2 separate regions of the Homo sapiens genome follow, and region 1 is linked to region 2. The links are chromatin contacts, found by Hi-C in ENCODE. All regions are on one chromosome and are shown on one strand. The core of a region is the stretch at or near the end of the contact, and the rest is flanking DNA. Distances in the headings are between cores, read along the strand shown. Region 1 overlaps TENM3 (teneurin transmembrane protein 3). Region 2 holds the start of TENM3 (teneurin transmembrane protein 3).

Evidence for each region. A loop is a pair of places that touch in the nucleus more often than their neighbours do. Pooled maps may share reads with other maps.
Region 1: a loop to region 2 is called in a map of mammary epithelial cell, with 6 times the contacts of the local background. The contact joins the enhancer-like site here to the promoter of TENM3 in region 2. A Hi-C loop is called at or near these places in 3 of 168 maps with a recorded cell type or tissue (chondrocyte, mammary epithelial cell and prostate gland) and 5 of 50 pooled maps.

Annotation. Positions count from the first base shown.
Region 1 is chr4:182,802,319-182,808,536 of GRCh38, reverse strand. TENM3 (teneurin transmembrane protein 3) reads right to left here. Exons shown (of 28, transcript NM_001080477.4): 28 at 5,513-6,218. Among named protein-coding and RNA genes, the nearest start is that of DCTD, 110 kb to the left of the region's middle. RefSeq lists enhancers at 1-904, 4,557-4,726 and silencers at 1,984-2,033, 2,054-2,143. Within about 2 kb of position 1,727, at least 5 of the 41 ENCODE cell types and tissues checked have a DNase peak (open chromatin) inside an H3K27ac peak, as active enhancers do.
Region 2 is chr4:182,239,137-182,245,146 of GRCh38, reverse strand. TENM3 (teneurin transmembrane protein 3) reads right to left here and starts at 1,745. Exons shown (of 28, transcript NM_001080477.4): 1 at 1,671-1,745.

The DNA of each region.
Region 1 (6,218 bases), core at 478-2,977, 560 kb before region 2:
CAGGCACACACGCACATGCACACACACATGCACACATGCGTACACAGATGCGTGTGTGTGTGCACACACATGCAGCGTCTTGGCACGGGAAGTGGGGAGGGGCGGCTGGGGACCAAGGTCTGGGTTCACTGTAAAGATGGGGAAACCAAGGCGCAGAGGCCAGTGGTCATCTCCGTCTCGGCAGAGCCAGCCTGAGGGGGTCTCCCACGCTGGGCTCCTCCCGGCTTCGCTGCTTCTCCAGGGAGTTGCTAAGTGTGATTAACTGGAGCACTAATTGGCAGAGGCCGCAGAAAGAGCCTGAGTGGTGGCGAGGCGAGTCCTGTTGCCCTTTGATTTACAAGAGCCCGGGAGCCTGCCGTCCGCCGTGTAACAGGCGCGAGAGGAACCGGCAGGCAGCCGCCTCGGAAAAGGCCAGAGCCTGGCTCCGGCGCCTCTCGCAGGCAGCGCCATGGGGTGGCGGAGTGGGAGCCAGGGCGAGGGACTCAGGTCGGGAGCAGATGCATGGGGCCTCCCGATCTGGGACTGCCAGCCTGTGCTTACGACCCAAGAACTTGTGTTTAGGACCGGGTTCCCGAGCAGCCCCAGAGCCAGACAGAGTTGTCACAGCAGGCGAGGCGCTCGCTGCTGCCGGTGGAGAGCCCCTGCCTCTGGCTTCGGCAGAGGCCCAGGGCGGGAAGCAACCTGGCTGAAGGCCACAGGCGGTGGGGGCAGCATCCGCAAACCCGGGGCTCCAGACCTGGTGCAATATTTCTCCTAGTGCCACAGCCCACAGCCTCCTTGGTGATATATGTGTGTGTGTGTGTGTGTGTGTGTGTGTGTCTGTGTGTGTGTGTGTGTGTGACAGAGAGAGAGAGAGAGACAGATATCTCACTCCGGGCCTCCTGGTCATCCCGGCTCCCAGTGGGCAGGGGAGCGCTTTGCCCTCCTGGTGAGTGGGGAGGAACGAACTGGGCATGGGCACGCTGGGCTCCAGCTCAGGGAGCAGGGCCTCTCCCGTCATCCTGCCACTGCTGCCAGCGCCTGGCTGATCTATCTTGGTGTCCCGTTAGTGGCCCTTTGGGATTTCCCATGCAGCTGTGCCTGCTGCTTCCCAACCCGGCCTTTATCTAGGTGATATTTTGGCTTTCCTGAGCCATCTCCGGCCTTACTCATTTCAGCGAGAACCCGGGTAGGAAAAAGGGCCTATATATTGGCCTCCCAAAATGCCAGCGGGCTCACTCACGGCCGGTTTCTGAAGGCAGGACACCAGCAAACAGGCTGCTATATGAGATTAGCATCCATTGGCTTCTCTGGGCGACAACCCAGGGGCAAAAGGTTGAATCCCTCCCCACTTCTGCGCCGCGGTGGCTTTCGTGGCTGCCGCAGGCTTGGGTAGAGGAGGGAGACTGGATGTCACCGCTGCAGGGAGGCCAGGCCGAGGCGGCTGGGGAGCTGCGGGGAAGCGGGAGGGGGGGCGGCTTTCGCTCTTCCAGGCTGTCACTCCAGCACGTTCCGTGAGAGCCCAGCTCCCTCAGAAATAAAAATGCCACTCTGAATTTAAGTGATCCGTTCTTCCGGGACATTCTTTCCAGCGACAGGACTGTTAACATGAAAAGTAAAAGGGAAACAATATGATAGTTCAGAAATCACTGTTTTCAGGCGCTGCGGAACTCAGCCCGCGGACGATTCCCGGGAGGAAGGGCCTTATTTCGATCTGTGAGTGAGAGCAACGCGGCATGACAGTGTCTGCTCGACGTGCAGGGAAATCTTACCCGAGCCACTTTGGCAGGGCCCAGGCCTCGGTGCGGCGGTGCTGAAGCAGAAGTCTCCGCTTTAAGTGTGAAACTCGGAGGGCAGAGCAGAGGTGGGGAAGAGAGGGTCAGAGAGCCGGCCCCGCCGCGGTTGGGGTGGAGAGTGGCGAGCGGCGAGCGGCGGCGCCTTCTCTTCGGTTTCACCTCGGTTTCTGGCCCGGGAACTGCCCTTTTGGCGTGCAGGACTTTCCCTACCACAGCCGCGCGTCACTAGGGGGCGCCGGAGCCCTTCCTGAAATCGCCGCCATCCCCTGCAGGGCCCGCCCGGGGATGCAGGAGGGGGCGTCCCAGGACCCCTGCCCACGGGGCCGCCGGATGTTGGGACGGCTTTTCCATGTCCGCAGAAGCCGAGTCCCAGGAACCCCAGGGGAAGGCCAGAGGGAAGCCCCAGATGAGGGAGGACTCAGGGAAGGGTGTCGTCTTCCTCTCGCTACCTCCCGTTCTCTGCCTTGGGTCACCTCTGTGTTCTGCAGTGACCTGTCACCTGTCAATGCTCCAGACTGAAGTTAAACGCCAGGCTTGATTTTTTTTTTTTTTTTTTTTTTTTGAGCTTGGAAATCATGTCATAGCTGAATAAAGATATTTTACAATCTGCTTGTTCGTTACCTTTTGTCAATAAATTAAGAAACTGGGGATGACAGACTGGCTCTAGGTCCTTTTGAGATCCTGAGTCATCAACGTCGCCCTGGCCCACCGAGGGAGCCCTATGGCATTCCTTCCAAGCCTTAAAGGACAGAGAGGGTTAGATTCAACCTGACCCATTGCAACGAGAGAGAGCGAGAGAGAGAGAGAGAGAGAGCGAGCATCGTGGATGCAAAGATAGTTCTGGGGACGATTTTTGCAGAATTTTCTCTGGAACAGGCAGACTAGACTTTCCCTAGTGTTCGTGTGGGAGGAAGGTGTGGGATGGGGCAGTCTCCAGCCTACGGTCATTAACCACGGTGCAGAAGAACTCCAGGTTGAAGAGAGCCTGGTGAGCCTCCTCACCGACCTCCACTGAGCGCCCCATTTTCAGCCTTTCAGTCACGCCCGAGAATTTGTCATTTTAAGTCCTTGGGCATTTATGCTCCCCGCACTCTCCCCTGATAGAGTTCACTTGTGAACATTTTTAAAAATTCATTTTGACCCAGCGGACCGCTTGTAAATCCTGACAGTTGTGTGCAGCGAGCTATGCCATAGAGAAATGGCCGCTGTGGCTGGAATTCAGGAAATCTCTGCACACAGGTGGAAGAACGAGATTTCCCTGCATAATACAGGATGAATGCCTGTGGCCAGGGCTAAGCGTAGCTCACAATTCACCCTGTAAGCAGGGGGACTGTTACCAAGCCAGTCTCTTGCCCTAAAAGTGACAATTTATGCTTCTAATTTTAATTTTCCTGAGCTTAGATCCCAGAAGGATTTATTAAATTTGCTTTGAGGAACCCATTAACTCTAAACTGAATAATGATGTTACTCTAGGCTTAGAATCGGTTGATAGTAAATTCTCTATCCACGGGACTCTAGGAATCCCGTATTCCTCCACGACAGGATTCTAAGTCGGTTCATAAATGAAAAGGTTTACTCAATTTACCTAAAAGTTATTAGTAATTAACTAACATCAAGAGACCATTGCTTGCAGGGGTGGTGAACAGCAAATGAGAAGTCTGGCAAACAGAGGACATTCATTATGTGGCTTAAATGAGAAGGTAGAAAATTCAAATGGCTTATCAGTACCTGTTTGGTACTCTGGCTTAACTCTGTGGTTAAAATGGGTGATAATGAGTTATAACTCATTTTTATTTTATTTTTTCATGGGTCTAGTAGGATGTTCAAAGCCAGATGAATAACTTATGGAAAATCTAGGTAAACAGCCCAATGGTCTTTCTTTTGGAAATGATGGAGAGTCAAACTTGGCTTACCTACACAGAAGGGCGTGAGGAGCTAGAAATACTGGCAGGCAGAGGGGGCACTCAAGGCATCTGTTTTGTTTAGTGTCGGCGGATCGTTATAGAATGAAAAATGCTAGTCCTGGCTGTAAATGATGGCAGCTTTGGAAAGATCAAGTGCCCATGGGAAGGGGGGCGGTAAGGAGTATTTGCGGTATCTTCCCGGGGAGCGTTATGAGGAGGCTGTGATGTAGTGGAGGGTACTAGCAAAGGGAATCTCTGCTCACCTTAACTTAAGCCACTTCTGTGAACTTGGACAACTCATTTCTGTAATTCCATTCCACCTCCAGCTTCTGGAATGGGGATGCATTTTGTGGACTGGGATGCTGGAATCAGATCACTCCTTGAAGGAAAGTGGGAGGAAATTTGGGTATCTATGGAAGGGTGAGATCTTAATATGTTGCCCTTCGAGGCTTCCCAGGGGCAGACTCACCCCACTCTGCTGGAGATCAAATGATACCCACCCCGCCCCGGCCAGATGGGTGGTGGCAGTTCTTGGTCCAGGTGGACCTTGTCCTCCTCTGTACAACAGCAAGCGAGCGGCTGTGAGCACTGCCCGGGTGGTTTTACCCAGACAGAACATGATGTGGATCAGTGCCTTCTGGCTTCCTCTCTTGAATCCCTCCTTTCCAAAAGCACCTCGGACAGCTGATTTGCTGTCAGCAGGCGAGAGAAACAACTGCATTCAGGAGTAGCCCAGGGCAAAAGGAGAAAGAAAAGATGGTGAACGGAGTGAAGAGTGGGCACGGATAGGGAAAGCATCAACGGCATTCTTTCATTAAAAAACTTTTTTTTTTTTTTTTTTTAAGAGACTGGGTCTTGTGTCGCTCAGGCCGGAGAGCAGTGCTGCGATCATAGCTCGTTGTAACCTCCAGCTCCTCTCCTCATCTTTTCAAGCGCTTGAGGACTGGTCCTGATTTTGAAGTACTTACAGTCAGGTGCTGCCCTTCTGTTGCGGTCTGGCAGTTAGAACCCCATGCAACTGTTAGGATATGTGTGGTGAATGTAAAGACAAATTTCACGGGATGTGGCAGCAGCATATCCCATATTCAGATTATTTTTTCTAAGGTATAATTTTTACCGGCACCATTTTTATTTGCATTTGTTCAGACATTACTTTTAAGGAAAAGACTGTAGAGAAGGAAAGCAGTACTTCGCCTGTTTTTCTGGAATTCCGTTTTGATCATGTTAAAGTCTAATTCGAGGAGAAGAAAACAGACCAGTTTGCCAAGTGGAATGACCTGATTCTTGCTGGATCAACACGTTATGCAGTTGAGGTTGTCACTAGAAAGCAAGTGTGATGAAGTCTGCCTCTTCCGACTAAAATCAAAGCCCTGGCCTGCCGGCCAGAATTGCTGAACTAAGCATCTTCTAATCAGCCGGTCTATATGTAGATTTAGACATCTCCAGGAGGCTGCAAGCCTACCAGGCCCAAACTGATTATTCTAATCAAGTGTTTTAATTAAGCACACTTATTGCCAGGATCACAGGAATGAGGCCTGCTCTCAAGTAGTAATGGGTGGTATTTTTGTAAACTCTTCTTTACAGTTAGCGTGTTTGGCTTTGTGGGGGTGTGTTTACTGTTTTTCTAAAGTAGGCCATGGGAGAGTCCCCTGTGAAGTTCACTCTGCTGAGCCAGCAGTCTGGCCAATGGACAAAAAAAAAAAAAAAAAAGATACTACCAACTGGGTTGCAGATGAATCAATTCCCCAACAACTGCATCTATTTGCGTCCTCCACGTTAAACACAAAAGCAATGCTGGCTAGCCCAAGACTTGAAAAAATATAAAAACACACACACATTGGGTTGGCTTTTATTGGAATGCCTAGGTGCAATCTATAGTCATCAAGTTATGGAAAATTCAGGTCACATATAAAGTTAAGAAGGCAAATGAAAAGAACAATACAAATCAGACAAAATTTACATCTCAAAATATCATGAAAGCATTTTGACTGGCTTTGCCTAAAATACTTTGAATATCAATTTCTTTTTTGTAAGCTAATTCTTTTCATTATACAGTCCCCCACCCCCTCCCAACTCTTAGAAAAAGGTCTTTTGTTTACATATTCCCCAAGGTCACTATTTCTTGTAAAAGCATGTCCAGATCACAAGTCTTTTTAGAAAGAAATAGGCTCATTATACCTACTAACAGGACACTAATTGGGTTGATTTGACTTCATCATCTAAAATAAGCACCAGGAGATACTCCAAATCTGTTATTTATCGGTGCCCGAGTGAAGACCAGTCCACGTCAAGAAGAGGTTAAGACTATGATCTCACTTCTGTCATGTGGCACAAGCTTTTCATGGTAATACATCAGAAACATGTCTGAGAATTTAGACTCAGAGCCTATTTCACCCAAAAGTACTTACAGCATGCTAAATACAGGCCTGCAGAAGTTCCACGGAACAGAACTGCAAATACCTAACAGTTAAAAAATAAAATGGAAAACAGAATCATGTTTATGTGGTTTGAAATCTCATAGTTTTCTAAATTTGGGCTT
Region 2 (6,010 bases), core at 496-2,995:
ATTCCAGCATGCAGACCCTCAGTATTCCCATAGCAAGTGACCTCTGCCCATTAAACAAACAATAGCACAGCCTAACACTCGATTGTTTTGAATGTTTCTGAAGCCTTTGCTTCATTCCCAAAACACTAGAAAGTATCACTGCAGAGGATTAAAAGCATTCATTGATTATGGAATGTAGACATTACAATAAAAAGAGACTCTAGAAATTTAATTTTGTGAAGAAATGCAAGATTCTCATTAATTTAATTAGAACATAAATAACATCAAGCATAGCTAATAAAGTTCAACATGATTTGATTTGCATGAGGCTCTATTAATGTAAGAAGTAAAGTGATATTTGCAAACTCTCAGAAAGCTGGACAGTTGGAATGGTTTCCTAAACAGCTATCTATTAGGCTACACAAAACTTGGTTTTTCTTTCCATATGTTACACATCATGAGAATTACACAAATCTATGACAGGGACAAAAGTGTTCCTGGACCACTGGAGGGAAGAGCCTGGGAACTGAGGATTCCAGGAGACCCGTCTTCCTCTTCATATTCTCCTCTTGTCCATCAGTTTAGGAGCCAGGCTAAAGCTGAGGCATCTTAAAATTTCGGAATGGGAAGGAAAAATAACATTAGCTACCCTGGAGGCTGTGGAAATAAATGCATCTGAATGCAAAGGACAGTGACTTGCAGGCTGCCTGAGATCCAATAAAAGCCTCATCAGAAGTAGCTGTCAATCACTCTAACATGTATGGCTGGTTCCAATAATTCTACCAGTCAAGATAATAAAATTTCAGAACACTAAATCAGCTCACAGCAAACCAGTTAAAAATATTTTGTGATCGCCGTGACCACCATGGTGGTCTAATACCCTGGGTTATATGTTTTAATAGAAAACACAAATGAGGCCGGGCGCGGTGGCTCACGCCTGTAATCCCAGCACTTTGGGAGGCCGAGGCGGGCGGATCACGAGGTCAGGAGATCGAGACCATCCCGGCTAAAATGGTGAAACCCCGTCTCTACTAAAAATACAAAAAATTAGCCGGGCGTGGTGGCGGGCGCCTGTAGTCCCAGCTACTCGGGAGGCTGAGGCAGGAGAATGGCGTGAACCCGGGAGGCGGAGCTTGCAGTGAGCCGAGGTCACGCCACTGCACTCCAGCCTGGGCGACAGAGCGAGATTCCGTCTCAAAAAAAAAAAAAAAAAAAAAAAAAGAAAACACAAATGATTCCATTCTTGGAAGAGTCTATCAGTTAGCACTTTGAGAAGACAGTCAGCCCTGAGTGCCCTGCCTCTCTTTCATTTCCTTTCCTAAGTACTGGAACCTCAGTCACAAAAGAAAACCAATATTTAAGTCAACAGACATACATTTAAAATTATTTCGCTGATGTGACTATGAATTTTACTTATAAAACAAGGACGTGCTGAATAGTTCACAGTATTTTTGGTGTGTTCATTTCAAGCATCTTGAACTGCTCTTTTCCTCAGCTTCCGTGTCCCAACACTGCCCAGATTTGCCCTCTCCATCTTCAACTACTTTTTTCCAGTCTCCTTTTTAGACTTGTCTGCCCTCCCCAGTTTCCAATACCTCGATACTCTCTTCTCATCTTCTCCTCCTTTTCTTCTAGGCTGTCTCATCCGTGCCCTCAATTCCCACCTCTCTACAGATGACTCAGCAACTTACCTTTAGTTTATCCTTAGTTCAGACTTCTCCTCCAAGCTCCAGACCCATCTAAAAGCCTTCATGGCCAGGTGCGATGGCTCATGCCTGTAATCACAGCACTTTGAGAGGCCGAGGTGGGCGGATCACTTGAGGTCAGGAAATCATGACCAGCCTGGCCAACATGGTGAAACCCCGCCTCTACTAAAAATACAAAAATTATCTGGGCGTGGTGGTGCATGCCTGTAATCCCAGCTACTCAGGAGGCTGAGGCAGGGGAATTGCTTGAACCCGGGAGGTGGAAGTCTCAATGCGCCAAGATCACCCAACTGCACTCCAGCCTGAGCGACAAGAGCGAAACTCTGTCTCAAATAAATAAATAAATAAAAGCCTATGTGACATTTACCCTTAAGACATTCTAAACACATCTCCAATACATCTAAAGTTGAATTCATTGTAGCCTCTCTACCACATAGTCGCCCTGGAATGCTTCTAATCTCAGTGAATGACATCACCGCCCAATTATGCAAGTCAGAAACCTAGTGATTATCTTGCTTACCTCTCTCTTAGCCTCCGCTTCTAATACATTATCAACTCTTGTCAATTTTATTTCCATCTCTGATAAGCACTACCCACATACAGGCTACCATCATCTCTCATCTGAACCACCACGGTAGGAAGATCTAGGGTACAGTTCAGAGAAAGCAATCAGGCAGGAAAACCAGTAAGTTTTATTGTTTGAGACAGGGCCTCAGTCTGTCACCCAGGCTGGAGTGCACTGGCGCAATCTCAGCTCAATGCAACCTCGACTTCCCAGGCTCAGGTGATTCTCCCACCTCAGTCTCCCAGGTAGCTGGAACCACAGGCAAGTGCCACCACATCGGGTTAATTTTTGTATTTTTTGTAGAGACGGGTTTTCACCATGTTGCCCAGGCTGGTCTCAAACTCCTGGGCTCAAGCAATTCACCCACCTCAGCCTCCCAAAGGGCTGGGGTTATAAGCATGAGCCACCGTGCTGGGCCACCAAGAAGTTTTAAGAAGGCAAATTGACTGGATTAAGAAAATGTGGCACATATACACCATGGAATACTATGCAGTCATAAAAAAGGATGAGTTCATGTCCTTTGTAGGGATGTGGATGAAGCTGGAAACCATCATTCTCAGCAAACTATTGCAAGGAAAAAAAAACAAACACCGCATGTTCTCACTCATAGGTGGGAACTGAACAATGAGAACACTTGGACACAGGAAGGGGAACATTACACACCGGGGCCTGTCATGGGGTGGGGGAAGTGGGGAGGGATAGCATTAGGAGATATACCTAATGTAAATGACGAGTTATTGGGTGCAGCACACCAACATGGCACATGTATATATATGTAACAAACCTGCACCTTGTGCACATGTATATATATGTAACAAACCTGCACCTTGTGCACATGTACCCTAGAACTTAAAGTAAAATAAAAAAAAAAAAAGAGAGAGGAAAAAAAAAAAGAAGGCAAATTGGTGGAAAAGGCATGTGGCTGACAGTGGAGAAAACAGATGAGAGCAAAACTGAAAAGGGTCCACTGGCTTCAGGAATAAAGAGGTTATTTGTGACCACGGAGAGTCATTTCAGTGGAGAAGCGTTTTTAAAAGAACGGTCAAGCCTTGTGCATTTTACCTGTCTGGAAAAAGAAAGGGAAAAGGAAAGCCGGGCCCAGTGGCTCATGCCTGTAATCCCAGCACTTTGGGAGGCCGAGGCAGGTGGATCACGAGGTCAGGAGTTCAAGACCAGCCTGACCAACATGGGAAAACCCGTCTCTACTAAAAATACAAAAATTAGCTGGGCATGGTGGCACATGCCTGTAGTCCCAGCTACTCAGGAGGCTGAGGCAGGAGGCCTGAACCTGAGAGGCGGAGGTTGCAGTGAGCCAAGATCGCAGCATAGCAACAGAGCAACAGAGTAAGACTCCGCCTCACAAAAAAAAAAAAAAAAAGAAAGAAAAAAGAAAGGGAAAAGGAAGCGACTGAAGATAGGAGAATGTGGAAAAAAATTAATGGAGCCAAGGATCCAGAGGAAGCAGAGGGGAATGCCACACAGGGCCCAGGTAGAGGGGGCACCACTGAACAGAAGAAGGGATGAAGGCATGTCTTTTTTGTTAGAGAAAAACAGAGAACATGTGTGTTGACCTCTCATTATTGAATGAATCAGAAGAAAGCATTGTCAGAAATGGAGGTGAAAACTGTTGTTACAAGAGAACAAAGTATTGGGATAGTAATTGATTAAATGAACATTTATTAAGTGCCCAGAAGCTGAGCTCTGGGAAGCCAATGGTAAACCAGAGAGAAGCTATAACGATTCACATGAAAATCCCAACTCTGCAAGGAATGAAATTTCAGCACGAGTGTTAAACTGTCAAGAATGGGAGCAGATTAAGGGGACCATGTGGAAAAAAATCTTCAAGCCCGATGACAAAAGCCTCAAAGATGCAAGCAGGCATCCTTGAGGCTGTAGGTGGTGATGAGAAGCGGGCTTCAGAGAAGGAGGAAATACTGAGTGAAGGTCAGTGGAGCGGGAAAGAGAGGCAGTGAAAATGCCATCCTGCCCAGGGGCCTCAGAGGCCAGATCTGAGGGGACATAGCAGGCTGGTCTCAAAGCCCTGTAATACAGTAATCCTATGACAAACAGGCAAAACAGCAGCCTCTGGAGCTGCATTCCATCCCAGGCCCTTACTGTCTCCCTGCTCCAGGCTCTCTGGGTGGACAGAAGACCTCCCAGGCTGTGTCCATGGGGAATGGCACCATGAGGAACACCCTGCTAGATCCTGCCTTTCCCTGCTCTCGTGGGCTGCAGGGCCGGGACTCGCAGGGAGAATTGCCAGGCTCTGATGGTAATCACCCACATGCTCAAAGTGCACGCAAGATAACTTGAAGAAAAGTCAGGCATTTTCACTCTGAGATCAGCATGCTGATGACACATGGTCTACATCTCCCCTTTTATCTCTAATCCTGACACCACAGTTTCACAACGTATTCAGCATCTGAGGAGCCTAACAGGGGACTGGGATCAAAGTGAGCCAGAAAAAGATTAATCCCGATAAGACAGAGGTTATGATGATAGCCGGGAGAAAATATTTAAAGAATGTGGGGAGCGCTCTTCTGTGTCTCTCGTAGGAACGTGTCTCTCTCCTACTTGCTGGGTCACTTCTGGCATTCCGTTGATCTCAGTGGACGTCCATGACAAGACAAGCCCAACACAAGCAGGCCTATTTATGGTTCCCAAACTCAGAGTCAGTGACAGACTAAATAGGCTCTGACTCTCGCTCTGAAATATCCGGGTGGCTGTGGCTAACCAGGGTCTTCATAAATCATGAGTTTAATTAAGGCAACAGCCAATATCCACTTTTTCTCCCCATAGAAGTTCCCCCACTGCAGTCATCAGCAAAGCAAAAAATGCTGCTTAACTTTCCCCCAGTTTCACTACTCTACAACTGTTATTACAGTATTGTTTTTTTCCCAGCCATTTTAATTAATGTTGTTTTGTGAAATTTCTTCCTGAATCTATTTCTCTGAGAAGTTTAATTTTAGAAAACCAAAGTGTCAAATGATCTAGCATTAATTACCCTATTTTTACACTTTGAAAATAGCAAACTACTAATCAATTTTTGTTTCTTCTTTATAATCAGATAGGTGTAATGATTTTTTTCCAGTAAAGCTTTTTTTGCGATTATTTGGGATACAGTATTACTATAAGCAACAAATATTAGATATTATTGTCCTTCCTTCTTATTTCATTTGAAGTATCCATAGTGGTATTTTCTCCCTACCCTGTCTCCGCCCCTATTTGGTTTGAAATCTTTTCTAACTAGACCTCTTTCAAGAAGGAAACTCTATAAAACTAAATCATCTTTTTCCTGCAAGATAACCTGAACTCTTGAAGAATCCACTTATTTGTATGACAATGTCAAAGTTTTTGCAGCATGCTAAATGTTAGACTGTAGTATTTTAGTAAGTTTCTTGCCAGCTTTTAGAAACAAAATATATTTTACTAATAATGGAAAGAATTCAATAAATTAAGCAATGAAAGGAGCAGAAGCAATAGTTTCAATATTGTAAGGGACTATAAGCAAGATTTTTGGCCGGGCGCGGTGGCTCATGCCTGTAATCCCAGTACTTTTGGGAGGGTGAGGCAGGCAGATCATTTGAGGTCAATAATTCAAGACCAGCCTGGCCAACATGGTGAAACCTCATCTTTACTAAAAATACAAAAAATTAGGCAGATATGGTGGCAGGCGCCTGTAATCCCAGCTACTCGGGAGGCTAAGACAGGAGAATCACTTGAACTCAGGAGGCGGAGGTTACAGTGAGTCGAGATCGTG